3 separate regions of the Homo sapiens genome follow, and all the other regions are linked to region 1. Evidence: read pairs that join two places in POLR2A ChIA-PET (ENCODE). Cell type or tissue: PC-3. All regions are shown on one strand.

What was found. ChIA-PET counts read pairs that join two places held together with the same protein. Peaks named below come from ENCODE experiments on the same cell type or tissue, not always from the same donor. Only the 100,000 strongest peaks of a DNase experiment are listed, where the experiment ranks them.
Region 2: POLR2A ChIA-PET joins it to region 1 with 5 read pairs; 4 of 35 experiments call an interaction of 5 or more read pairs at or near these places.
Region 3: POLR2A ChIA-PET joins it to region 1 with 7 read pairs; 2 of 35 experiments call an interaction of 5 or more read pairs at or near these places.

Annotation. Positions count from the first base shown.
Region 1 is chr12:80,030,130-80,038,129 of GRCh38, reverse strand. No RefSeq gene overlaps it. Among named protein-coding and RNA genes, the nearest start is that of OTOGL, 65 kb to the left of the region's middle. In PC-3, no CTCF peak of the experiment used is centred here; a DNase peak (open chromatin) is centred at 4,469; H3K27ac peaks cover 971 bases.
Region 2 is chr12:79,979,964-79,987,963 of GRCh38, reverse strand. No RefSeq gene overlaps it. Among named protein-coding and RNA genes, the nearest start is that of PPP1R12A-AS1, 49 kb to the right of the region's middle. In PC-3, no CTCF peak of the experiment used is centred here; DNase peaks (open chromatin) are centred at 3,553 and 4,263; H3K4me3 peaks cover 389 bases; H3K27ac peaks cover 1,796 bases.
Region 3 is chr12:80,507,841-80,515,840 of GRCh38, reverse strand. It overlaps PTPRQ (protein tyrosine phosphatase receptor type Q), which reads right to left. Exons shown (of 45, transcript NM_001145026.2): 17 at 5,398-5,518. LOC124902975 (a long non-coding RNA gene) reads left to right here and starts at 2,358. Exons shown (of 3, transcript XR_007063389.1): 1 at 2,358-2,507. In PC-3, no CTCF peak of the experiment used is centred here; no DNase peak of the experiment used is centred here; H3K27ac peaks cover 2,641 bases.

The DNA of each region.
Region 1 (8,000 bases):
TGTGTCCCCTTTCTTAAGTTGAGTAAACGTGGTCTGCATCCAACAAGATTGTACCACAGAGAGAAATGATTCCCCAAATTTTCCTCTGGGACCAAGGAGCCAAAGGAGTTTGAACAGTGCATTTTTCAGGTTTTTTTTTTCTCTCTTTTCTGAAAGAAGTTAGAATGTACCAGCTGATGTCACTGACATACCTTGATACTCCTGAGGAACAGGAGGTAGAAAAAAAAGGGAAGAAAATAAATTTAAATTGGCATGCTCCTGACTTTACCAGCTGGCTGAAAGAGCATTTTTCCTAATGAATTGGAAACAATTCACAGCCTAACTATAAATGGAAGGAAGGCCCTGGGATAGCTTAAAGAAATATACAAAAACTAATATATGTGTAATGATTTTCATATTTTTGCTTCTTATATATTCCTGTTTATCAGAATATTAAACTCCAAAGAATAACAGGTGGTCTGTAGGCTACGTGCAAACATAGATAGACAGATAGACAGATAGATGATAGATAGATAGATAGATAGATGATAGATGATAGATAGATAGATAGATAGACAGATAGAATATAAAACCTTAATAGTTTTAGGTTTTATGGAGAGAGAGAACTTACTTATTTTATGTATGGTTTGGGGTTTGGGATATATGTGTGTGTGTATTTGTAAGCCAATTAAAAAAAATTTTTATGTATCCACACATTAGGAAATATAATGAAAAAAATCTGACAAAAATTCCAAGGAATAAATGTAACAAAATTTGCAAAATGTATATGAAGATTTATTATTTAAAGATTTATTTTTATTTATATAAATGTATGGAGTGAAAGCATAATTTCATTACATTGATATACTGCACAGTGTTGAAGTCAGGGCTTTTAGCATATCCATCACTGGAGTAACATGCATTTTACTCATTTCTCATTATCCACCCCAATCTCATCCCACCCCAGAGTCTCCACCATCTAGCATTCCACACTCTACTTGCATGTGTACACATTATTTAGCTCCCGCTTATAAGTGAGAACATGTAGTATTTATCTTTCTGTGGAAGACATTTTTTAAAACACTGAGAAAGGGAACCACAGAAGACTTAGACAGGTGGAAAGGCATACCATGTTCTTGGATAGGAAGGTACAGTTATAACAAGAATGCCAATTTTCTCCACCATAATTTATACAATTAACTTGATATTATTAAATAACTAGACAATTTTTTTTCAACTGAGCAAGCTTATTCCAAAGTTTTTATATAAAATGAACATACAAAACAGAAGAATTCTGGAAAAGAGGTATAAAGTGGAGGGACTAGACTTATTAGGTATTTAAAATATATAATAAAGCTATAATAATTGAAACAATCTGTACCTGCACTTGACTAAACAGAGAAATCAATGAAACACTATGGAAGCCGACAATTAGATGTAAATACCTAACAGTATTTAGTCTACAATAAAATGGCATTAGAAATTTTGAGAGGAAAATGGATTTATAAACGGTGTTGGGAAACTGAGCAGTCATCTAAAGAACAAGTTTATTCTATCTGTGCCACCTTTACACTTAATGAATTTTGATGGATCAATTATAAAAATGTAAGAAATAAAATTAAAAAGTTACAGAAGAAACCATCGTGGGTTTTTAAAAAGTGTAATCTGACAGTCTAATATACTTTGTACACGTGATGCAAAATACAGAAGCATAATCAAACAAGTAAACATAACCATAAGAAACTAAAAATGGCCAGAAACAGTGGCTCACACCTGTAATCCCAGCACTTTGGGAGGCTGAGGCAGGCAGATCACTTGAGCCCAGGAGTTCAAGACCAGCCTGGGCAACATGGTGAAGCCCTGTCTCTACAAAAAATACAAAAAATTAGCTGGGTGTGGTGGCACATGCCTGTAGTCCCAGCTACCCAGCAGGCTGGGGTAGGAGGATCACCTCAGCCCAAGAGTTTGAGGTATCACAGAAGGGATATATTAAGGGCTCAAATAAATAAATAGTAAAGCCATCCACTGAATAGAAAAAAAAAAGTAGAAAAGACTACAAATAGACAGTTTATAGAAAAGGAAATTAAAATGAGAAATGCAAATAAACTTCACATTGAAATATCATTTTTCACCTATCAGGAAGATAAAGATCTAAAACTTTTATTGCATACTCTGTTGGCAAGTCTATTGGGAATGGGCACTCTCACTCATGTTGACAGGAGTAGGTACTGGTAAAACCCTTTTGGAGTGTGATTTAGCAGTGTCTACCAAAGCTATAAATATGCATACTTTTTACCTAGCAAAGGTTACCACACATATGTGTAGAATATGAAAGCATAAGGTTATACATTCCAGCTTTTTTTAATTGTAAATATTGCACACAGCTTTATATCCTTGCATAGGGGCTGATAAAATCAAATTTGGTTCATCCATTTAAATGTGCTTACTCCATACAACTGCAAACACTAAAGAAAAGGACAAAACAAATCCAAAGCATATATATAGTGATCCTAAATCCCAGTTTCCAGGGCATCTGGGTTGATGCCTGTTGTTCTGGTGTTCCATCCAATTGGCATTGCCTTGTACTGTCCAAAGTGACCTGTCTATTTAACACATAATTTGGTTGTTGCAATGGAGTAAATGTTTATATCCTCCCAAAATTCACATGTTAAGGTCCTAACTCCCTGTGTGATGGTATTAGGAGGTGAGGCCTTTGAGGGTAATTAAGTCATGAGGTTAGAGCCCTCACGAATAGGATTAGTGCCCCTATGAAAAGACTATAGGGAGCTCTTTTGCCCTCTTTCTGCTATTTGAGGATACAATAGTCTGGAAACCAGCAAGCTGGTTCTCACCAGAACCCAGACATGCTGGCACCCTGATCTCTGACTTCCACCTCCAGAATGATGAGAAATAAATTTCTGTTGTTTATAAGTCACTCAGTCTATAGTATTTAGGTTGGTGCAAAAGTTATCACGCAATTACTTTTGTACCAACTAATTATTACAAAAACTACAATGACTTTTGCACCAACCTAATAACTTGTTCCAGCAGCCCAAACTAACTAAGACAGTCACTCTAGGTGTATTTCACTTTGGAAGTGAGAGAAGGGATTGGGGTGAGGCAGGGAATGGGATATGAGGTTAGATGAAGAGAAAGGGAAGGGAAAGACAACTTGATGCTTCCCAGCCAACTTGGTACAATTCAATTCTTCTCTTTTTGATCCTATCAAAGCTGTAAGCTATAGATGTTAAGTCTCTGGAGCCACAAGAACCTAGGTTCAAATCCTGGCTGTACAATTTACAATCTATATGAACTTGGACAATTCCTTAACCTCTCTCTGCCTCAAATTTCTCATCTATAAAATTGAGATACTAGCGCCTATCTCATTAAGGTTATTGACAGGATTAGATGAACTAATGTATGTGAAGCACTTAAAACAGAGTCTGACGCCTATGAAGCACTATAGATGCATTAACTATTACTGTAATTCATGGTGCTCTTAGTTTGGATACCTCATCCAGACCTTGACAAAGTCAATATATACTGAAAGGCTCAACTACTGAAATTAATCACACTAAGATCTACATGTAAACTGCATTCACTCATCCAACACATTTTTGTTGAGCATTTATATTTATGCTCTGAACTAAGCTCTAGGAGAATAAAATTATATAAAGCACAGGAGGAAAATAAGATGAATTGGTATAAAGCCCACATGCATAAGATGAAACTATTATAAGATAGGTTGATTATGAATTTTTAAAACTTGATTAAATTAAGCAAAAACAAATGGTCTAGTTGCCAGTAAGTTTGTTAATCTTTTGATTATCTGATCATCTTAACAAAACTTCAAAACAGAATAAAAATTTTTAATATAGGCCGGTTTTAGCTGATACTGAACAATAAAGCCGTACTTAACTGCACTTTCCTGGTCAAGAACAAGAACTTTGGAACCAGGATAGGCTCAGGTTTGAAACTAGCTCTGCCACTTTCCTTGTGTACCTTGAGCAAGATACCTAAACTTTCTCTCCATTAATTCTTCATATTTAAGCTGAGCAGCACTAGCTACCAGTTTACATGGTGTTATAAGGATTAAATGTAAGGCAGTTACCTAGTGTTTAGCCCATAATAAATGCTCAGTAAATACTTGCGAGCATCATAATTATTATTTCTCTGAATTTAAACAAGTAGTACTTATATCTCTATTCACATTACATCTTCTCCACGTGATTTGCCTTCATTTTTCTCCACGTAAATGAAACTAAACATAATTCATTATTGTTAAAATATTGAATGTTTTTTAAAATCCATTTCCAAAAAAACGGTGACTTGCTGATAGTTCTCATAGCAGGAGTATAAACTAACTCCCCTTCAGGGAGTTGCATAGCCATCTCTTTGTTTAGGTGATTTCTAGACTTCCTATTTAGGCAAGGCTCTGATCTAGAAGACATAACTTTTTATAATCCAGCTCTGATGACACAGCATGAGTGATGGAGCTATAAACAGACTCCCTCCTCCTCCCCCACAAACCATGTTTCTGTAGGATGAGGGCCCAGTTAGTGGGAATTCACTTGTAAAAGACTTGGAAATACTTTCTTCAGCACACAGCTGAGCACCAAAACTTTTGAGCTATATGCCGTCTTACAATTATGCTCTAAGCCAAGAGAAAAATCTTGCTAAGTTATTTATGTTTTAGGCATTTGATTTTTCATTTTAAAGTGCTAATATTACAAGTAACTTAAATAGCAGGCACAGTCTAAAGATTTAAAAAGAAGAAAAAGTTGATGAATTACTGATGTACTTGCTAAAGTGAATATTAGGAATTTTAATGTCAGATGTTCTAATGGGGAAAAAACGATGTTTGAGAACTAAAGAGATTAGCTGAGAACTGAACTCTAAGGCAGGTATTTTTAGGAATCTTTGGTAGTGTTTTAATGTCAGCTTAAGAAACAAAGTAAAGTATTTGTGTCTCATAGTTGCTAGGCAACATATTGGATTTGATTTGGTTTCCAGTCATTTTAAAAAATAGTGCCATGATTATAACAGCAATGAAACAGTATTATCCTTTTCTCAATTCAATATTAAAATACTTAAGAACAGTTGGCTTTGATGGGGTCATTATTACTTAACTTTTATTTTTTCATTGTTTCCATATCCTTATTCCAGAATCCTGGAACCATGCACACTGTACTCTTAAAAGAATAACTTATGTCATAATTGTGCATCATGCTGTTTTACTATTTTAGATTAGATATTTACATAAAATTCAAGATACTGAAGTTTGTAGCCTTTTTTGAGTTTCTCCACACTTTGATCATCATATTCCTGAATCATCAATACATTTTCTTTTTAAGAAAGCAAGGGAGTAGTATGTACCTTAGAGAGATTTTCACTTAAAATAGTTACAATAGCTTCAGTTTTTTTTTTAAACATTTACACAAAAACCTAACTCCCCAACCAAGCCAGAAAGATTAGGTATTATTAGTATTTACGTATTTTTGTGAATTTTTAACTTAGACAATATTTGTGTTTTCTTATAAAGTTAACATATACTTTTTAATTTTTTTTTTAGTCAGGTACTACAAAGCAGTATAAAATAAAAAGTAGCATCCCTCTTCCTACTCCTTCCTCAAGTTACTTCAATCGTATTCCCCAAAAATAATCGCTAACACTTTCTTACAACTCTACATATTTTTAAATTCTGCTTGGAAACATGTGCTGGATTTGACACAACTCATTTATTGTTAGAGCTTGAGTGCATTCTTTGTTACCACCCAACCAAGAGTAAAAAAGAAAAAACAATTTTTTTCAGGAAAAAAAAAGGAATCCCTGGACCCAAACATTTCTCTTCCAATTCTTTTCAGGTAGTAACTCTTTCTCTCCTTTCCATTTCTGGCCAACACAAACACACTACCCAATGACACAGCTAACTGACCATATTGGATGGGAATTTCTGGATGGAAGTTTTTAAAAGGTTAATATATCTGACATAGTTTCCAAGCTCTTAATTTAGTCTAAGTGTAATGTACCAAACAGTTAATATCTCTCTTCTGTCATTTATTTCTATTAACTTTCTCTTTGTTATTGTTTACTCTCATTTTATTGTTTACTTTACATAAAAGTTTGAAGGGCTGGAATGATCTGGGCCTCTTGAAGGTACAGGAAGCCCACTCTACGTACACAAGCTAAAGCTGCACCAAGAAATTGTTACTAAGAGCCCTGTCTCTCTCTCTGTCTGTCACACACACACACACACACACACACACACACACACACACACACACCTTGAATCAGAAGGCTTTTCTTATAGATCCTGTCCTCCTCCAGGATCCAGTTTTCTGGATAGTCCAAACGATTTCCATCCTCCAGCCCTAGGAGAAGCTACTGTTCTTAGATCCATTTTTGGTATCTGGAAGATTAGTTTCCTTCCTGTTTAGGCCTTGTTTCTATAAAGTACATTCTGTTCTCTCTCGCCTGATTCTCCACCCCCATTACCCACGCACACATGCACACACAAACACACACATGATCTTTGCCATAAGGTACTTTTCCAAACTGTTCCTCAGCAGCCAACTCTCAATTAAAGCCATCCTAGGTATTTGGCTTGTTTGTCATCAACAAATTTTAGGGTGCCTGCCCAGCTCATGCCCTCTTGTCTGAGAGCTGCCTCTTCACTCTACAGTCCCAGTTGTTTATATCACATGACCTCCTTCCTCCTTGGCTATAAGCTGATTGGATTGCAGGTGGACATGTGCCCCTTTTACTAGTCCCATCAGATCCACTCACTTGTGAACTTGAACTAAGAATCGCAGTACTGAGAGTCAGCAAAAGCTAAAAAGATACTGACATGTCAGGAACTAGGGTGGTCATTTGGGTGTAATCATGCTGATGAGGAAGCAGAAAGAATCAGACTTCAGACAGAAGAAAACAAAGTAACAAACATTCAGAAACAATTAGAAACATGAGGCCATGTGACAAGTAAAAGCAAAAACAAGAACAAGAACATAAGAGAGAACAAATACTCCCTAATTGTTGACAACTTTCCATTTTTTCATGAAGTACATACACATTTTCTGACCCTAAATCCTTTTTAATAGCTGAGAGTCTTTTTAATAAACTCATCTTGGTTTAAGCTAGATTGATTGGACTTTTATGTCTTACAACCAAAAAAATCCCTGACTATGATCTTTCTTACTCTCTTACCTTCTTCGTATTTTTTTTTTCTTTTCCTCCGTGGATTTCCCTGCCCCAAAGGTAATGCTATCTTGATATTTTCTCTTAATCTCTGAATCATGCCCAGAAATTTTATGGCATATAATCAAATATTGATAGACTTTTATAGCATAGAACACAAATAAGAGGATCAATTGCATAAGGCAATATATGAGCTTTCATTTTTTCCAGTGCTAAATTTGAGGCACTACACCAGGGACTCTACAATCATTGTCTCTTTTCTTATAGCAGTCATCCAAAGTGAGAGGTATTTGTCCCTTTTATAGAAGAGAAAATAGTAGTCTGAGAACTTTATAGAATAATACTGATTAAAGACACATGGCTAACAAACTGAAGACTTGGGGTTGTAACCTCAGTTTATCTGGTTCACAAACTCTCTAGTATACAAAGTCCATATATTTCAATATCAAGTCCATACATTTCAATATAATTCATTTTATAATACAATATAAACGCTCTTAGAGAAGCCAAGTGTCCTAGTGCATCTCTCTCTCTCTCTCACACACACACACAAATGAGCAAGAAATGGCAAAAACGAGAAGGCTTCATCCTTCACAAGTGCCGCTGGAGCCAAGAGGCAATGTTGCAACACAACAACAAGAATTATGGAGTGAATGAGTTCTGTGCAGTAAAGGAGATAATGGGCATCTCTTTGCTCTCACCTCTATGCTAAAGCAGAGTATGAAACTTTCTCCCACATCATTAACATGTCAGAGAACTTGCAGAACAAGGAGGCTGGGCAGGGAGAAATGCACCTCAGCCATCCCTGGGGAGAGGACAACAATAAC
Region 2 (8,000 bases), 50 kb after region 1:
CTATGGACAGAATGTTTTTGGCAACTGAAACTTGACACATAATAATGTTAGTTAAACCCAATTTCTAGTTCTTTCAAAATAAATTCCCAAATATTGTGTTTACAATAGAGTTAGGATCCCAGAGACTAATAGACCCATCAGGGGACTACGAAGGAACCCAATTGGTTTCTTTTCTTTTTTTTCTTTCTGTTTTCTTTTTTCTCTGTGTTTCCTTCTTTCTTTCATTCATTCCTCCTTCCTTCTTTCTTTCCTTCCTTTTCTTTATCTCTTTCTGCCTTTCCTTCTTTCTTTGTAGTCTCTATGAAATAGTTTAATAGCAAAATTAAAGACAAAATTTAAAAGCTGTTTGAGGTTTCATGGAACGTACTCAAAAGTTGTTAGCACCAAAATGAAACAAGTTGGATGTTGCATTTAAATATACATCATTCTGAACTTGAACTTTTGACATTTTATTTCATAATAAATTTTGAAGAAGTAGACTCATTATTCTCAAGTTTTTCTCATTTAAAACAGATATCAAGGTACAAGTTTTCATTTGGTAAATCAATCTGACCCCTCAAACAAAGTGAAATCTGATACTAATTTTCAAATGGCCATGCTTATTCAACTATTTTCTGAACAAGATGCCCTGTTAGACATGGGGAAAGACAATAAAAAGTTAGTCTTACATGTCTTGAGACTCTACTAGCTATGTTCCAGTCAGCAGCAGGAAAAAACGAGGGAGTAAGGGTTGGCCTCTAGTAAGAGACTCATCTACAGAAGTGGGGCAGACATTCAGATTCAACTCAGCTACAGAGATGTCCCAGTGAGTTGGCAATAGTGAGTATCTGGAACATTGCAACAATTTGGGGTAGCATAGGAAAGTAGTTCCTCAGGTGGTCTTTACAAGGAAATAAGTCACAGATGGGGTCTTGCTGTTGCCTAGGCTGGTCTCAAACTCCTGGCCTCAAGCGATTCTCCCACCTTGACTTCCCAAAGTGCTGGGATTACAGGCATAAGCCACTGCACCTAGCCTGGAACACTCTTAATCATGAGATGCCTAGTGACTATAGATCAGTTTCCCAAGAGTTTACAGAAAAGTAAAGAGAGCCAGTAAATCAGGTCAGTAGTACCAGCGAAGTCAGACAATTGATGCAGTCATAATCTAAATCTCTAGTATCAACTAAGAGTAAGGCAAAGTGTCAGGTTTTCAGAGAATAGACAAGTTACATACAGTGACAGGACCCAGCTATCAAGGTGGATAACCCATCATTAGAACTGAGGCACAAAGTCAGAAACCAATTTAGGAACAAAAATCATGATGCTGCATCATAGAATTCTTTAGATGATTCTTGCCTCTTTTCAATATTGGCCCTGAAGGCTGGAGTGAGGTTGAGGATGCCTTAGGATTCAAATGCAATGACAGGGGGTGTCAGGGAGGAGGCAGCGGGGGGTGAGGGTGGGTGTATTGCAAAAATCCAGCAAACAGTTCTGAGAATTGGTCCCTACCCTCATGACTTACACTGCAAGACTGAGAAGGGGAAGAGGTGGATGGTACTCAAGAGGAAAGTTACTTCATGGATAGACTTCATGGATATTCAGTTGGCAAGAACAAAAGCTATCCCCTACAATGAGTTTCAACACATTGCTGTTGCCTAAGGGATACAGAGTAAAAAAAGGATGGTATGTGTTCTGAGATATTTAAGCTACAGATCTGTTCAAAATAATTAACTTATATGGGATTTATGTGGACTTCAATGTATTGGACAGGATTAAAGCCTTCACAGTTTCATTGAAAGTTCTAAGTGAACTTTGGATTGATGATTGAATCTCATGTATAAATTCAGTAGTGAACTTTGCTCTCAATTTCCCTCTCTGTCTGCCTAATGAAACCTAAAGTATAAAGTTATAAGCAAATATTTATGGCTCATAGTATAGCGCGAGTGGTTCAAGAACTTGTGATATTTTTGCTAGTACTGCAAGGCCAGTTAAGCTAATCAATGGCACCAAGAAAAAAGACATATTTATGGTCAAACTTATGGCCATTGGCCATCAGGTCCAGGAGTAGAGAATAAACTCATTCCATGATAGCAACCACCAAAGCCTAGGACTATGATCCCAAAATAATCCCCACCTTCACTTTACAGCCATTATGGATTTCATCATTAGCTAATAGCTTAAATTTTAGTTCTCAATCCAAAAGAATTTTTTTTCAAAATCATACTTTCTTTTCTAACTGCGAGTTGAGACCCAAAAGTGGGTTATAAAATCAGTTCAGTGGATTGGGACCAGAAGTTTAATTAAACAGAAAAGAATAAAATAGAATTGAAAAACAAAGAAGAAAAGAAAGAAACTTTTGTTTTAAGTGTATGTGTATGTGCTAGGTCTCAATATTAAATACATTTCTTTATGTGAATTACAGTTAAAATATAGGTAAGATGTAAACGTAGACATAGATATAGACCTGTATGTATGAAATAAATGACTAGCTAATTTTCGCCAAAATACTATAACCAACCCCATGGGAGATACCATCCTCCAGACTTTTGTGCATCTACAAAAAATATAATCACAATAAAATGACTACCTTTGACAGCAGGGATAACTAAAAGTTAAAACAGATAGAACAGATTACCTAACAGATAGAACAGATTACCTAAATTTTCATGCAAAGTTTGAAAGACAAACTTAAGCCAAACTTCTTCAAACTTAATTTTCTCATGTTAAAAAAGTCAGGATAATTTAAAAGAATATCTAAGTTCTCAAAATACTTGATTCTATTCTATTCTATTCTATTCTATTCTATTCTATTCTATTCTATTCTATTCTATTCTATTCTATTCTATTCTATTCTATTCTAATTCTATTCTATTCTATTCTATTCTTCTGTTCTGCCAACCCCAAACCTGAGTATAGTCATTTGCTTGCATCCATTTCTAATATAGATGTTTCTGATACAAAATATTTACAAATGTCTTTTTCATTTTAACAAAGTTTCTTTTTTCTGCCATACAATGAATTACCATTCAACAAAGAAAATATGGAAGAAAGAAAAATCACTCTTAAGCCTACCATTTAAAGCAAATAGTGAATATTTTTCTAAGCAGGGTAAATTATTCAATACTTTCCAAAGGATTAACTTATCAGGACAAGTTAAGAGATCACAATATGTAGGGTCTTCTGTTTGACTTTTATCTTTAAGTTATAGAAATATGCTTTCTGTAAAATGAAGAGCAAATCAGTATAGCATTATAGTGTCAACCTTTGCTTTGGCAGAAATAGCCACTGATAATTTTGGAGTAGGGGTGAATGCTAGAATTCCTTTTAACTAGAGTATCAGCTGCATAATTCTCTTCTGATCTCACACTCACTTGTGCCGATCTTCCATTTTCCCTGCCCAGGCACGCAGTGGAAAGAGATCAGAAGAGAATTCTCACAAGGAGGCAGTTTGAACCTCCACTCCCATTCTGCTCAAACTCCAGTTTAAAGATAGAAATGAAATCTAAGCAGGGTGTGGTTGCACTGTGGGATGTGAGTTTGGCCAGAGCCTTAGCATTGTTATCTCATCTGTTTAACCCACTCCCTGAGCTCTCAAAGTCCTGTCTCTGATTCATTCTTTCTTAACCCTCTGAACCTTGAACACAAAGAGCTGGCATTTTAGAACTGGATCAGAGTAGCAAGTACCATCTAAATCCAGAGTCTTTGTTATGGCCCATAAGCTCCTACATTCTCAGGCCTCTGTCTATCCCTGCGACTTCCTCTCCCGCCAGCCTCCCCTTTCATGCACTGCCCTCCTTGCAGGTTTCAAACAGATCCAGCATGCTTCTGTGGCACATGCTGTTCTCTCTGCCTGCAAAGCTTGTCCCGTGGGTTTCTGCGTGACCTAATTCAGATCTTGCTCTATTTGTCTTCATAGCACTTATCATTATTCCCATGGTTATTTCTATTTGTTCATTTATCTCTGTCTCTGAATATATAGAATATAAGCTTATGAGGGCAGCAGTTTTGTTTTGTTCACTGCTACATCTCCAGCACCTAACACAATGCTTAACAGACAGCAAATATTTGTTGATTAAATGAATGGATCTAAGCAGAAAGAAAAGCCAGGTGATGACTGGATATAGAGGTAAGCAGTGTCAAGCAGGATACAAATCAAATCCCAAAAATGAGATGACTAAAAGTCCAAGAATCTGCCCTTCTGTCTTTCCGTTAAGTGATTTAGTGCTCTTCTGCCCACAGCCACAATAATGAAATAAGAAGATTCCCTACTCTAAGCTGGTGGAATATTTCCAAGCATTGCTCACCACCACTTAATTGGAACCTCTCCTCTCTTCAAGTGCCCCTTCTCCATTTTATTTGGCTTTGAATCCAGACTCCCTTTCTTCACCCTAGTGACTCAGTGTGGACCAGACCTGAGTGTGGCAGTTCCCGCAATATTGCTTCTAGTAGTTACTTCTGGTTTAAGATCCTGTGAGCAAACAGCCTAGCCCCTCTCAGCCAGTCCAGGCATTCAGGACCCTGCTGTTGCCATCTCCAACCCCCAACCCAGTCCTCCTTTTCCTACTTCCAGCTTCTTTAGAGAGAACAGGCTTTCCACACTGGCTGCCACCATACCTGGGGATTTACTACTCTATTTGTCAATCATGTGAGCCAATAAATTTCTTTTAAAAATCAAAACAGACCAGACACGGTGGCTCATGCCTGTAATCTCCATGCTTTGGGAGGCCGAGGCAGGAGGATCACTTGAGCCCAGGAGCTTGAGACCAGTCTGGACAACATAGGGAGACCCTGTATCTACAAAAGAAAAAATGTTTTTTTCAGTTAGCTGGGGGTGGTGGCTGATACCTGTAGTCCCAGGTACTTGGGAGGCTAAGGTGGGCGGATCACTTGAGCCCAGGAGGTCAAGGCTGCAGTGAGCTGTGATTGTGCCACTGCACTCCAGCCTGGGTGACAGAGCAAGATCTTGTATCAGAAAAAAAAAAAAAAGAAGAAACAGAGAGAGAGAGGGAGGAAGAAAGAAAGAAAAAGAAAGAACGAAAGAAAGAAAGAAAGAAAAAAAGAAAAAGAGAGAAAGAGAAATAGAAAGGAAAGAAGAGAGAAAGAGAGAGAAAGGAAGGAAGAGGGAAAGAGAGAAAGAGAAAGACAGAAGAAAACAGGAAGGAAGGAAGGAACAAAGGAAAAGAAAATTGATTTTTTTCAGTTGAAGGATAATAAAATCCAACACAAATTCTTTTATGCTAAAAATAACATAACTGAGTAGCCCAGGTTTAGATCTGGGGTTAGAAGCAGCTCAAAGGAGGGTCCAGATATTATTATCAGGACATAGTCTTTTCATTTTTTCCTTTGAATGACTTCATTCTCAGATCACCAGCACCTCCCAGGGCTAAATGCTTTCTCAGTCACATCCAGCAGAAAAAGTGAGAAATCATCCACACGCACGAATTGGGGGAAAGGAATCACTGGAGTTAAGCTAATCTAAAGTAATAACTGTCTGAAGACTCTTGCAGAGTGGCTTGGGGTCAGCTTTACAGTAACCAACTGTGCCATGGGGGAAGGGAGAAATTCATCACTTGGAAATCTGTTGAAGTTCTTTCCTAGAAGGAGTGTGAGTGAACATTGGGATCCATAAACAATAAAAGTTCACTACGAAGAAGCAGCAGACCCAGGCACGAGGGTGCCACCCTGAGTCAGGCAGTCTTGCAGCAAGGAACCAGACATGAGGTCTAGATATGGTTCCAGTCCCTAGGAGCATTTATGGGAGTAAGGCAATGCTAAACAACTTGGAGTATGGACTGGGAAGTATGATACAGTCATGAGCCAAGAGGATTAAGAACTGTTGCTAACACTAAGAAAAGGGGCAATATCTCAGATAATGTTAAAGTGACACCAGCCTCAAGGCTGATTTGATATTAAGCTCTCAAATGCTTCCTTGAATAAGAACATGGTTGGTTTTAGTGAAGTCGAGGATGTGGTAGCATTCAGAGAGGAATTAGGGGATGTAAGAGTATTTAAGATGCTAGATGAAGAATGATCAGGATAATGATAAGATTCAGAGTATCACCATGAAGACCCATTTATTATTCTTTTACTCTCCTAGGTCTTCAATATCTCCTCCAGTACTAGCATTTTACCTTTAATCAAGCTTCAGACTCTTAAACTGTGTGTTTGACATATGTACAAAGATATGCCACAAGTACCCCAACTTCAGCTCCTTGCCCCAATCAATTCCACATTTCCTCCAAACCTGGTTTTTCTCTTGTCTTGCCAATCTCAATTAATAGCACCTTCATCTAAGCCTGTTCATCACCTCTTTCTCTCTCTGTTCATCATCTCTTTCTCTTTCTATCTGTATTTCTCCTTTCATCTAATCAATCATTAAATCCTGCCTCTTAAACCTCCTATGTATTGCTCAACTCCATCCCCTTCCCTCAGACTGTTGCCCTGATTCAGGCCCTCATTATCTTTTGTACTTAAATTTTCTCCAAACTGGATTCCCTACTTGGAGATGCACACTCATGAAAACCATAGTCCACATAATTCTTCTGTGTTTCTACAGCATTCTGTGCCTGCTTCCTACTTTACATTTGCAATATCATATTGCAATTATGGGTTTATGTGTCTGTCCCACTAACTATTACTGACTTTCTCAAAGCTGAAAATTCATCTTTGAATCCTTAGTACCTAACACAATGTCTATTGAATGGACCAAATCATCCAGTGTTTATACACATAAATACGTTCAACTCTCTGCTAGTCATATAACCATACACAAAACATCATTATCAGTGCCTTGCTCTGGGAGCATTCCATGAAGAATTTTGTCTAGGTACTTACAGTACAGTAGATCTGAATTAGAAATAAATTCGGAATTTCACAAATTAGAATAAATTAAATTAGCCTGGTGTGGTGGTGCATGCCTGTGGTCCCAGCTGCTCAGGAGGCTGGGGCAGGAGGATCGCTTGAGCCTGGGAGGCAGAGGTTGCAGTGAGCCAAGATTGTGCCACTGTACTCCAGCCTTGGGTGACAAGAGTGAGACCCTGTCTCAAAAAAAAAGAATAAGAATAAATTATATAGATAAATCAGGATGAATTATATAAATAAATTTGAATAAAACAGAGAAAATTCTACTTTACTGGAATATTTTACTGAGAGTACATGATACACTTTCTTTTTTTTCTTTTTTTTTGGGACAGGTCTCACTCTTGTCACCCAGGCTGGAGTTCAATGGCATGATCTCAGCTCACTGCAACCTCTGCCTGCCCAGTTCAAGTGATTCTTTTGCCTCAGCCTCCCGAGTAGCTGGGATTACAGGCACCCACCACCACGCTAATTTTTGTATATTTGATAGAGATGGGGTTTCACCATGTTGGCCAGGCCGGTCTTGAACTCCTGACCTCAGGTGATCCACCCACTTCGGCCTCCCAAAGTGCTGAGATTACAGGTGTGAGCCACAGCACCCAGCCTGAGCCACCGCGACCAGCGGATACACTTTCATTAGTAATTTACTGATGCAATGGCCTGTGGTTCTGTAATATGTATATTATTATCCGTGAAGATCAAAGAAAACATTCCAAGTTTGGGCTGTCTCCCTCAATTATAATTATTGATAGCCTACTTTGCACCATCACTCTGAAGAAGAGCCAGAGAATCTTTGGGTGTCAATTTAAAACACTACCATCATAGTCTAACTTCATGTAAGTAATCAGTCAGAAACTCCAAGTAGAGAAAGTAGCATTCTTATCATAAGCAGACAATAAACTTTCTTCTGAATTTTTTGATTAATAGTCTCAGGTACATGTAATCATTTTGGCTCACCTACTTAAATGATACTTTGATTATGTAAGATAGTGAAATTTTAAATCATGTTACTAGGTTACAACATGTTTATCATTGTTTTGATTGTGATATGTGACCTGATTATTCAAACAGGAGACCTGCTTTATTCAAACAGGAGATATTACATAATATGTTTATAGGTATATGCTTTATAGTAAAATTGCTCAGATGAATCTAACGATAGG
Region 3 (8,000 bases), 480 kb before region 1:
TGTCAAGAAATATTCATGATAAAGAAAAAAGTTACCCAATATAATAAATGTCATAGGCAGCCTGCATTTTGAAGACACACTCAAAAAAAAAAAAAAAAGAAATATTCAGTCAGGTGTAGTGGCTCACGCCTGTAATCCCAGCACTTTGGGAGGCTGAGACAGGAGGATCACCTGAGGTCAGGAGTTCAAGACCAGCCTGGCCAACATGGCAAAACCCCATCTCTAGTGAAAAATAAAAAGAAATAAAAATAAATTAGCTAGGTGTGGTAATGGGCACCTGTAATCCCAGCTACTCGGGAGGCTGAGGCAGGAGAATCACTTGAACCCAGGAGGCAGAGGTTGCAGTGAGCCAAGATGGCGCCATTGCTCTCCAGCCTGGGCAACAGAGCGAGACCCCCTCTCAAAAAAAAAAAAAGGAAATATTCAAATAAATGTTTTTTACAAGAATTTGGTAATTATTGGAGCAGCTGAAATAATGGCAACTGAGAATTATGAGAGAACTATGGACTCCTGAAACAGTAATCCTGCTAACAATGATAGCTACCATTTATTAAGTACTTTACAGGAACCAAAGATAACTGAGTGTCAGAGCCAAGATTCAAACCCATGTCTCACTGACTAAAAACCCATGTGTATTACATTATGATACCTGCCTCCTCTCCCCAAAACTGATTATGGTAAGAGTCCCCAAAAAAGATTAGTGATCACTAATGAAGGAATCCAGAATTATGACCATTTCCTTCGCTACACTTACTATACCTTACAGGGCTATTTCCAACTAAGGATGTTAGTAAGACACTAAAGTATGTTAATAAGATACTAAAGCATAAAGCTTCCAGCAAGCATCTTAGTAAGACAATGCTGAAAATTTAAATATATGTGTATATTTAATTATATATATTACATATATATTATAGATAATATTCTTGAATATGTTAAGGTCTATCCTTTTTTGTTCTATCTTTATGTAATCTTACTCTTTTCCACTGAGTCATCCATTATCTGAAAAAGCATCACTATTCTTATTGCAGAAATACAATAAGAAAAAATATATATAACAATTATATATAATAATATGTAATAATTATATAATACCTAATGTAATATAATCATATATAATATATACATATACTTATATTGCATATATATCATATATAAAAATATATATTATACAAATATATATTTTGTATACAAAATATACAAATATATTTAAAAATTTGTATAATATATATACAAATATATTATATATATTATATAATATATATATTTGTATAATATATATTTATATATATATATATACAGTTTCTAACTTAAAACATACTCTTCATTCATTCATCCATTGAACAAATATTAAGTTTCAATTATGTGCCAGGTAATAGTCTCTTTTAAATACCGCAATGAACAAAGTAAATTTTAAAGCAGAGAGAGAGAGAGAGAGTGTGTGTGTGTGTGTGTGTGTGTGTGTGTAAAATAAAGCCAAGTTTTACTGAGGGAAAAGTGTTTTCTACGTTCCATTTACACATCAAGAGTCAATCCTGGATTATTTGCGACCACAGAGTTTTACAATTAGGTAGTTATAATTAAATTAAGACCCTTGAGGTGTAGAAAGGAAAGAGTATACGGAAGAAGGAAATTTCCATCAGTCAAAAGAAAGATAAAAGGAAAAATTTTGCACTACGAAAAAAGAGTGAGAGAAATAAAAGGGCAAAGCCATCACACTGGAGTGTCCCAAGATCTTAGGGTAAGGATTAAGTGGTGACAACACCTGAATAGATTTGGGAGAGAAATCCCAGTGTAAAGAAGACTTTGTTTTTTCTCAGGATGGAGATAAACATGACAAGCCGCTTAGAAAATCTCTGTGTCAAGCAAGATGTAAGGGCTCCTCTAGCAGATCATCCAGAGCTACAGCAGGGTGTGGAAGTACCTTTCTCAAATCCTTCACACTGTAGATTGGTGCAGAGAAATCAGCCGGGAGTATCTAGCTACCTGAGGTTCAACACAGACATGCTAGGGAACCAGGGGACTAGAATAAGCCTTGAGGTTGGACCAAGGATAAAACCGAAAATAGGAACCTTGAAACTGGAAGCCGTGACTGCAAGTTTGTGCCAGAATGATTCCATAAAAAGGTCAGGTGACGTTTCTCACGATATTGATATGGGAGTGGGGGCAGGGAAGTGCGGGGTAGAGAAGGGCGGGTCTCTGCCTAGCGCCCCACACCCGGGCTTGTTTGTGCCCAGGGACCTAGATGAGGACAGGCATTTCTGTTTTCCCGCCTAAATGTTGCATTTCCCAACACCACCCTGGCCCACCACGCCCCCATCCTGTGCCTATAAAAATCCCAAGACCCTAACGGGCACACACACAAGCGGCTGGACGTTGACAGGAACACGTTGGCGTAAGACACAACGGCTGGACATCGAGAGGAATGCAGCGGCCTAACAGCACACACTGACAGACGCCGCAGGCCAGCAGGCCATCAACCAGCGGAACAACGCACAGTTTGGCGGGTGAGGATGGAGGAGAGTCGCTGCTGAGTGGCCCGACTCCAGGGGAAAACCATCTTCCCACTCCATTTCCCTCTGGCTCCCCCCTCTGCTGAGAGTTATCTCCACTCAATAAATCGTGCTCTCCAAGCCCACGTGTGATCCAGTTCTGGTACTCCAAGGCAAGAAACCCCGGGATACAGAAAGCCCTCTGTCCTTGCGATAAGGCAGGGGGTCTAACTGAGCTAACACAAGCCCCCTACGGATGGCTAAACTAAAAGAGCATACTGTAACACACGCCCACTGGGGTTTCAGCTGTAAACATTCACCCCTAGACCCTGCCATGGGGTCGGAGCCCCACAGCCTGCCCGTCTGCATGCTCCCCCTAGAGGTTTGAGCAGGGGGGCACCAGAGAATTGAGACACACCCCGGTCGCACGCCCCGAGAGCAGGACAAGGGAACTTTTTCTGTTTCAATATCACGGATTTGAGATTCCCTCACCCCACTTTCATTGGGCTTCCCCTGTACCCAGACTACCTCAGAAAATGAGATAAGCATACCTCTTGAAGGATGAGAGAAAAAGTACAATTGAAGAGTTAAACTTTGAATTGATTGAATATTTACCCAAAAGAGACCGAATTAAACCCAGAGGGAATGAGAAATGAATAGTTTATCTAAAATCAGTGCTTTCATCAACCCCAGCATCATTGCAAAAAGCAAAAATAACCAGTTACAGAAAATAAAAGGTCATGTTCTATATGACATCAGAATTGTAGCATATAAAATTTGAGCCATGCTATATTCTTAAGAGGTGGTGTAATGTACATTGTCATTACTTATTCCTAACAAATCCTGGTACCTTTAGACATTTTGGAACTATAAATAGACAACTAAAGTTATAGCTAAGTTCCTAGAATAGGAGGCTCCCATTGACATGGAGTTCATACCCAGAGAGAGAAAAACTGGGTGAACAGCATCCCTTAAAATGCTATCCAACCACATGTGTTTCTGTCTAGGTGTGTTATGCATTATGCTAGATATACACGGAAGCTCTAGGAAGGGAAGCATGATCACTGTATAGAAGAAAACAATTATTCTCATAATGCAGGGCTGAAAATCCCAGCCAGAAAAATCTTGATTCTCACTTAATCTGTTTCATTTAAATTTTTTTCTAACTTAATCAATGCCATCAAATTCTAGTAGTAACCACACTTGATTCAAAAATCTAGAAGTCATCTTTGATTCTTCTCTTTTTCTTATCTGCACAGCCAATCCATCACCAAGTCCTGTTAGTTTTTCTTCCCAAATGTAGCTCAAAGCCACCTACTTCTCCCCTCTGTTGCCACTACCATCTCTTTCCCAGACTACTAAAATAGCCTAGCATCCCTGCTAACACTTTTGTCCCTGACAATTCATTCTTTATAAGGAATCTAAAGTGATTTAAATTATCTATGAACTCCCTTTATAGTTAAAATGAAAACAAAATCCTTACCATGGCTTGACTCCTGAACTTTATTTCCTGTCCCCACTGTTACCCTCCTCTGGTTCTCTAATCCCCAGCAACATTGACCTCCTTTCTGGTCTTCAAAGTGACAAGTTTTGTTTCCCCACAGAGCTTGTGCAGTTGGTATTCCCTCCTTCTTGAAAGTTCTGCCCTGTAGATTTTTACATGGCAAGAAGCTCTTTCTTGTCAACTGGATCACAGCTCAATGACACTTCTTCAAAGAGAACTTCCTGAAGCATCCCATCAAAAGTAGACCTCCTTCCCCCAACATTCCCTTGTTTGCTTGTTTATGGGTATATAATCCAGTTATCTCTTGGGAGTGTAAGAGATACAACACTCTTGAGGGCAACGGTCTTATGTGAGTCTTCTTCATGAGTATATAGGTATTCTATCAATATTGTTCAATGAATGAATGAGTGAATAAATAAATAGGGTAATGAAAAGGAATGGTAACCTTCTTCCCTGCTTCCTTTTCGCTAACTGGGAGTCAAGACACTCCCACTTTCGTCACGACTAGGCAAAGTCACTAGGAATCAGGCAACAAAGAAAACAAAAAATATAGTCTTAAAGAGAAATATGTAAAGGGGTTAAAGGGGAATTAGGGAAAGAAAAATCTTAACTTAGGAAAGAGAAGAAGAGGAGACTTCTTTAAAACATCATGGCATCTCCCTCAATGCTGGCCCTTCAAATTCAGAAATATAAAAGGAAATGGCTATGTTTTACGAAGTATTGTGTAAATTGTATTTTCTGAGTTGAAATATATGAAATCCACTAGGTAATGTGTTACCTAATTGGTGAATCTAAAGAGGATTTACATTACATCAAAGTAAAGATTTCAATCTACCAAGTTCTCATGAAGTAGTATAAGCATGCTAACTAACATGAGATACAATGTTGGATTTCATCTTTTTCACAATTGAAGGATAAACAGGCAATCAGGGTAACAGTGATCAGAAACGAAATACATTGTTTACATTTCAAATTAAAAATTGACCTTAAATAACAGATTTCTTTAAAAATAGCTATTTTAAATGTTTATTAAAATTACTCTGCTCAAGGGACACTTGAAAGACAATGACATGAGAGTACTTGTGTAAAACTTCAGAAGTGTAAAAGTATATGCTTACATTCATACAAATTGACTTGTCAATGACTTTTAAGAGTAGGAATTTAGTATAATTATGCGTAACACATAATTTTTTGTTTTAATTGCAAAATTATTTCATTTGACCATGATTGAACCACTACATAATATGGAAAAACTTGTTTCTTAATCAAAACATATTAACTAGCCTATTAATAATCAGGTTCCTAATGTAGCACCACATTCTGAAATCTAAAAGCTACATTCCTATTATGTTACAGATTAATATCTGTTCTCAGAACTATTTCCAAAAAAAAAATTATTACCAGACATAAACTGTGTAATAAAGGATAATTCCATTTGGCTCCAGGGGTGGTTGCCATGACAACTTCACCGTGACACCAGACAACTGTTTTACAGAGAAGTCTTGAGGGGGAGAATCAGGAGCTGTAAAGTTAGGGTATAGAATAATGTGTTTTATTAAACATATATAAGAAAAAGTTAACATGGAAATGCACACAATTTTTATTATAAACTTTCTGGTAAAGGAATTAGGTTCAGTGCTTTTCTCCAGAAGCACAAGAGACTGTTTACTTTCAAAATGAGATGATAAAGGAAGATTTTGCATGGTGGTATTAGAACATCTGTTTCTGTGATTCAATGGAAAAAAATATTTCATGAGAAAGAAGAACAAGGGGTATGTCACAGTGACTCACCTACTGTTCAAGTACATCTTGGTCAACTGTCATCCTCTAATAAAAATAAAAATTTTATTGAGGGTGAATAAATATACAGTAAAAGAGATCCCTAGACAATAAAAAAGAGGTGGGAAAAAAATCACACATCCAAGAAGTTGGGAAAGTGATAAGCATAACATTGAGAAAGCAGTTAAAATGACTGACCTCACAAATGATGAAAACTACATTCCTCAATCTCTGTTGTGTCATTAAAAAGTAAAATAATATCAAACTCTGTTCACTCAGTCTTCAAAATTGAATGGTTTACAAAGGAAATGCCAATGTAGCACGTAAATAAGAAAATAGTTTAGAATCTACTTGTAACTCTGCTGTAATAGTGTAAAATATAAATACATTTGCTATTTGGCATTGAATAAGCAATAAAAACATTACTGCAAAATAGTCAGCCAACTTTATATTTCCATTTAGGTAAAACATTTAGAATGACATTTCTCAGCTGCTGTGTAATAACACAGTAATGTCTTAGAATAATGGAATACAACTTTTTACATGTAAAAAAGGAAAACACTAAAATTTGGTTCATTGTTACAGTTATGCACGGAATGTGAATTCGTAGGTAGCTAACAGAAATTCTGAGAATTTGTTTACATCTTTAAACAATGTCAATTGAAATACAGTTCATATACAGATCACTATTTCCAATAATTTGGACAGAATGCTACCTGACTTACTTCAATATTTTTTCTTTTTTACTTCTCTGAATAATCTCAGCTGTAGTTGTATGTGTTCCCATGTGTGCATGTTTTCATTATTTAACTAACAATAATTTTCCAAAAAAATTTTATTGAGCAGCAGAAAGTTTATGAGACAAGTTATAAGGAATAATAGTGATAGCTGTATTTGGTATTTTCATTCTGTTATTTTCACTGGCACTATAATAATGTTGCTATCAAATATTGATTATCACAGGAATGTATACATCAGTTAGAGATGTCTGTTTCCCAAGATAAGAATTATCTCTGAAAATTCTCTTTCATTTGTCAAAGCAAATACCTATAAATATTTTTCCTAGCATCCTTGTAAAATCTGTTTATTGTTTACAAAAAGGACTTCAATTAAAAATAGCAGTAACTTAGAAACTAATATGTTGCAACTAACCATTTCTACTCTATAATATGCTTTAAGATGCTTATGTGGAATACCAGATAAAGCGTGGTGTCTTTAAAAGCTAACCTTCAGTAGATCTCCGAATATTTTATTCTTAATGTAAAACATTTTATTGCTAAGTAAACGTAATTAACATGTCTATCTAAAAAAATCACTGTACATCCACTGTAGCAGACTAAGTTTTAATCATTTTGGCATATGTATTCTAAAATATTTTGGCACATGTATTCTAAAATACAATCTAACAAAATTGAAACTAGAAAAATTAGAACTTTTGCAGTGCATTCAATTTGTCATCTCAGAGCATCTCAAGGTAGCTGAGAAGAAACTTCACAATCTGTCACTCCTCTACCTGGCATGAGGACTTCACAAATCTCTCACTCCTCTACCTGGCATGATCTTTCCTATTTCTCACCCTCCCTCTTTATTCATTTTCATGTCACAGCTTCGACATAACTTCCACCGCTACGCTTTACCTCACACCCCAGAGTAACTTAGGTCCTTCTTTTGTCCTGGTGAATAATTTGGGGGAACATTTATACCAGTAATTAAAAATCATAAAAATTATTTGTCCACACATTTGTCAAATTTAGGTCTCTTGTTCTAACCGTGAGCTTCATGAGGGCAAGGAGTTCCTAATTCCCAAAGAGGCAAATGTTCTCAGATCTTTATCCATTCTCGATTTTCTGTAATTTTTCAACAAGGGAGTCTTGTTCTTTACCCTGTTCCTTAGAAATCATATGACTTGGCCAAGAATTTAGATGGAACTTTACCTTGAGGAAGCATATTTTTAACAGCCCAGGTAATTCAGATGCACAACATACTTTGGAACTATTGACTTGAGTGGTAAAACGTCTGCCTGCTCAAAATATATGTTCACTACTGGTCTCATTCCATCATATAAGATCTCAAATTCTTACCATTAGGAACTTTTGATTAGATTAGTTATAAAGAAGTGGGTACTATTTTCAAAAAGGCATTGGTAAAATTTTTACTACATATAATCTTAGGTATTACATAAGATAGAAAAGAGCACTAACTTTCTTCCCTAGTTTTTAACCATT